Regions from separate parts of the Homo sapiens genome. Here region 2 is linked to region 1. A link is a loop called in an ENCODE intact Hi-C map of the cell type or tissue named here. Cell type or tissue: GM12878. All regions are shown on one strand.

What was found. A loop is a pair of places that touch in the nucleus more often than their neighbours do. Peaks named below come from ENCODE experiments on the same cell type or tissue, not always from the same donor. Only the 100,000 strongest peaks of a DNase experiment are listed, where the experiment ranks them.
Region 2: a loop joins it to region 1, with 1.9 times the contacts of the local background. A loop is called at or near these places in 1 of 110 quality-filtered maps.

What each region holds. Positions count from the first base shown.
Region 1 is chr3:16,926,280-16,928,779 of GRCh38, forward strand. The region is part of intron 1 of PLCL2 (phospholipase C like 2); the gene reads left to right. Among named protein-coding and RNA genes, the nearest start is that of MIR3714, 5.7 kb to the right of the region's middle. RefSeq lists enhancers at 1,901-2,150, 2,211-2,370. In GM12878, a CTCF peak has its summit at 1,404 (motif pointing right); no DNase peak of the experiment used is centred here; H3K4me3 peaks cover 736 bases; H3K27ac peaks cover 1,468 bases.
Region 2 is chr3:17,006,423-17,008,922 of GRCh38, forward strand. The region is part of intron 1 of PLCL2 (phospholipase C like 2); the gene reads left to right. Among named protein-coding and RNA genes, the nearest start is that of PLCL2-AS1, 47 kb to the right of the region's middle. In GM12878, no CTCF peak of the experiment used is centred here; no DNase peak of the experiment used is centred here.

The DNA of each region.
Region 1 (2,500 bases):
CAGATGCAAGGGCTGGCTTTACTACTTCCTAGCAGTGTCACTTTGAGGAATAATGCCTTTTCTTGAAGAAAAACTTCATTTTCCTCCTCTGTAAAGTGGGATTAACAGTATCTACCTCTAGATGTTCCTGTATTAGAATGAGGTCATGTATGCAAAACAGTTGCCTGGCATTTCCTAAGTGCTAAATAAATGTTAACTATTGTTATTATTATTACTGTTATGTCATTATTTAAATGTAATTTTTTGAAAGATAAATAATGTCTTAAAATACTCTCTGAAACTACTTAGAGACAAAGCCTATTTTAATATAGTGATCAGATTTTTCATCTAGCAAACAAAATCATTTATAATCAAAACCTTTTTTTTTTTTGAGACAGAGTCTCCCTCTGTCTCCCACGCTGGAGTGCAGTGGTGCAATCTTGGCTCACTGCAGGCTCTGCCTCCTGGATTCACGCCATTCTCCTGCTTCAGCCTCCCGAGTAGCTGAGACTACAGGCACCCGCCACCATGGTTGGCTAATTTTTTGTATTTTTAGTAGAGACGGTTTCACTGTGTTAGCCAGGATGGTCTCGGTCTCCTGACCTTGTGATCCACCTGCCTTGGCCTCCCAAAGTGCTAGGATTACAGATGTAAGCCACCGCGCCCGGCCACATTTTTTTTTAAGGCTAAGGAAGAACGGGAAGTGGGTGGCTGAAAAAAATCAATTAAAAATATTTATTTGCTAGTTATTCATTTTGTCCTTGATATGTATTTAATTTAAAGCAATTTATTTTTCTTTTCTTTCTTCCCTGAAGCAAATGTAATTTGAACACAGACTAATTTTTTTTATAGCTAAAGTGAAATGTTAAACAAAATCGTCATCCCTTTTAGCACTACCTTTAAGTTATTCTTTACGGAAGAACTGGGTAAACCCTTCACAGAATGTTTGCAAAACACCTGATGCACAATATGGTGTAAACTGTCACATTTCTCTTTAATTTTTTAATAGTGACCAAAGTGAATATTTTTCCAGTGATTGCTCCATAATATTATGCTACAAATGTGTTGTAAATAAAAGATTGATAATAAAATACAAAAAAAAATGAAATAAACAATAGAAGACAAATATGACAATAGGCAAGAATGGTTAGCAAACATTCTGATCAAACCTTTTTTGTTAGTTTAAAAGGAATGCATCATTGCTTAGTCTTTGTTCTAAATGAGATGTCCCATTATCTGTATCTGGGGCATGAACAAGTTTTTATGGCTTGGTGGCATCAGAAGTTTAAGAGCTGGAAGGGACTTTGGTTGTAAAGGTTGGTCTAGCACAGGGTTTCTCAGCCTGGGCACCATTGACAATTTTGCATTGATAATTATTTGTTGTGGGGGCTGTTCTGTGCATTGTAGGATGTAGGCTCTACCCACTAGATGTCAGTAGTGCAGGGTTCCCCCTACCTGCCTGTTTCCCCCGCCCCCACCACACACAATGAGAACCACTGATCTGGGGTTTGCCAAAGTGTACACTCCATGGAGCACCACTCATGTTGGAGGGGCTGGGATACTCCAGGAAAATATTCTGTTGTCAAATAAGTTTGGGAAACCCTTATTTAGACAACAGCAAAAAATTGTCAGAGCTTTCAATGTGATATCTAAAGTGAATTGCCAAGAGGCGAACATGCAGCATGTTTCAGCTTATTTGACAGCAGCCCGTTTTTCAAAGGCAGCTTGCAGGATGGAACATACTCCCATTCCTGTGCTCCAACTCTCATTTTCCAGGTGAGGAAATTGAGGTCTAGGGAGGTTACATGACCAGCCAAAGGCTCTGCATTACCTAATTTCATAATTGCTGTGTGAGCATGTACTGCATGCTAGCTCCTATGTTAGGCACTGGGGAGGCAATGGTGATACACAGGATAGGCAGATGGACCCAGTAACTACAACACAATGTGGTTAGTGCTAGGAGGGAGGCCCTCCAAGAGGCTGAGAGAGCATCTCAGAATGGGCACTTCATTCACATTGAGTAGATGAGCTGAGTCCATGTTGTACATGTTTTAGCTGAGACATCTGTGGAGGTAGACCAGTTTGGGAGACCAGGCAGTAGAATGCCTACAGAGGCCGATTTTGCATTTCTGTGTATAATAATTGAGGCAAGGGACTGTATGAGAGTCCTCCAGGGATGAGAAGCTTAGGGTAGAACCTTGGGGAAATCCATGTTTAAGGGTGCACCGAGGAAGAGCAGCCCCAGATAGAGACCAAGAAGGACATAGGAGAAAGTACAGAGCCAGGCAAAGGGTGCAGTCTGATGCTGCAGAGAGGAAGCTGCAACCTGCAGGGTTGAGGGCCTGGGCTCTGGAGCTGAGCTAGAGTTTGAATCCTAACTGCCTAGCTTGCAGGTTGTGTGATATTTGTCACCTGTTGTATTACTTTGCAAAGGCTCAATTTATAAAAGCAGTATAATTGTAAAGCCTACTTCATCTACTTGTTGTGAAGCCTAGCTAAAGTATGAGAAGTATGGAGTACC
Region 2 (2,500 bases), 80 kb after region 1:
CACTTGTTGCTCCCAGCCAGAGATTCTGGTCCACCCATTAAGGAGTGCAAGCTCACATCTGTTCTCTTCCTTATTGGTCTCTAAACAAGCATACTCCTCTATTGGTGTTTTCTGATCACTTTATCTGCTAGTGAGGAAGGAGAAGCAGATTCAGGCCTTGGTGTGCTATGGAGACAGTTCTAGGCAACAGCAGATGGAGGGAGAGGAAGAGACAGGAAGTCTCTGCTAAGGGGTGTCCTTGATGTCATTATATCTGCCCGTGGTTGGGTGGTCATCATGTTCATGTGTCTGCAATTGATAACCAGAAGTCTCCATTCAAAGCCTGGGCTGGTTTGTGAAAAGCATGGCAATGTTCTTAAAGCCACAGTGTGGTGTTTAAGCTGCTGCCTGTTCCACATACATGGGTATGTGAGCATGTGTGTATGTTATTAACTTACTTTGCTATTAGGCCTTTTCCCTCTTAATAAAAAAGAAACCTGTTTATCTGAAATGTATCATTTATAACAAATTAGAAAGTGTAACAGAATATTAATCAGCCTGTAAAAATGAAAGAATAAAAGATTACAATGTTGGGAAAATACTATATATTTCTTAATGGATCAGTGGATAAACCACATCCATATATTTTTGTAATTGTTCTACTAGTGTCATCTTTGAGACACGATATATAAAGATTATAAAATTCCCTAACTGAGTCAGTATGTTGTCTTTATCAAAGGTAAATGCGTCTTTTAAAAACTAAAGACATCGGTCAGGCGTGGTGGCTCACACCTGTAATCCTAGCACTTTGGGAGGCTGACGCAGACGGATCACGAGGTCAGGAGATCGAGACCATCCTGGCTAACATGGTGAAACCCCGTCTCTACTGGGAAAAAAAAACTAAAGACGTCATTCTGAAAAATAGAAAATTATACATTTGTTTCATGTCCTTATGCATGGCTGATTACAAAACTAATTTCATGCTAACTCACTCAAATTGATGTAATACAATCTATGCTTTAGGGATTTGAAATGGCTTTAATATAATGTATCTTACAGATACAATTACCACAGTTTTTATGTATTTTGCACTTTATTGTTCTGAGGATATAATTGTAAAGAAATATTCTACCTTGTGGCTTTTATGTTTTGTCTTGGCACCCAGATCACAAAAGCTTCTATGGTTCATTTTGAAACTTTGAGGAAAATGATACCCATATGATTTAAAGTTTAAGTTTAATTACCTTCTGCAAATTGCTTTTGGAAGTATAGGTAGTTAGAAAGTAAAAGTGGTTTTAAATTTCAGAGATAGAGTATAGCATAATAGCTTTTTAAAATACAGATATTTTCTATCCAGAGCAGGAAAATTAGAATTGCCTTTGGATAATATTCAACAATGTTCTTTTCTTTGTCATGAAAGTGATATAATTCCAACTCCCATCCCTATTTCTTATTTATAAATACAATGAATACTGAAAATTTGTCATAGATTTTATACACATACTGAAAGGCAGTATCATCTTTTAGGTTTAAAATTGTGAAAGATCTTTTGAGGTAATTTGAGCACTCTTTTCAAATAATAAAGGTCTCCATACAAGGAAGGACTTAAATACACACACAGATGTGGATGTCAGCCCCTTAAGATGAGAACATGTTACCTTAAGCAGGAAAGTTGAACAGTGCCTTACTGGTGATGCTAACTTCTTTAGAAATAAGTGCTGCCTGAAGTTTTAAACTTAGTCCTTTTAATAATCTATTAATATTAAGGTACAAGGTGACATTGTTCTGAGCATTGGGGCATAGTAATAGGTTTTAATAAATCCAACTCTACGATTTTAGGAGCTCCAACAGCTATAATCTAGCCCTTCATCTCAGACTTACATGTCTATCTGATGTATACTGATGACTGATCTAGTATGAGACTTTGGAGAGAGGAATTTCTGCTGGAATTCCCATTTAACAGTTACTTAATTGGTTTCTACTTAGCTGTTTCTCATCATTTGGTGCAAATAGTTTCCAGAAATAGTCTAGACGTCTTAGCCCAAGTAGTCAGGAAATGGTTTTTAAACTTTAGTGTACATCCTCCGTCACATGGAGTGCTACCTTGATGTAAATTCCTGGGCACCAGCCCCAGGGAGCTGGTTCCATGGGCCTAGCAATCTGCATTGTAACCAGGTAACCCAGATGATTCTGAGGCAGGTGGTCTGGTGACAAGCCTTTGAGAAGTATTGGTGTAGGAGGCGTACGTAGAAACAGGGCCTGTTTCATGGTGTATGACCTGTACAGTTGCACAGGCTTCACACTGACTCAGAAGAGCCCTGGGCTTCACTTAGCTCCTCTGTCACCTTGAAATTCTTAATAATTTTTAATCAGGGAATCCTGCATTTTCACTTTTCTCTGGGCTCTGAAAATTGTTTCTTTCTTTCTATTTTTTGAGACAGGATCTTGTTCTGTTGTCCACATTGGAGTGCTGTGGCAAGATCATAGCTCATTGCAGCCTCAATCTCCTGGGCTCAAGCAA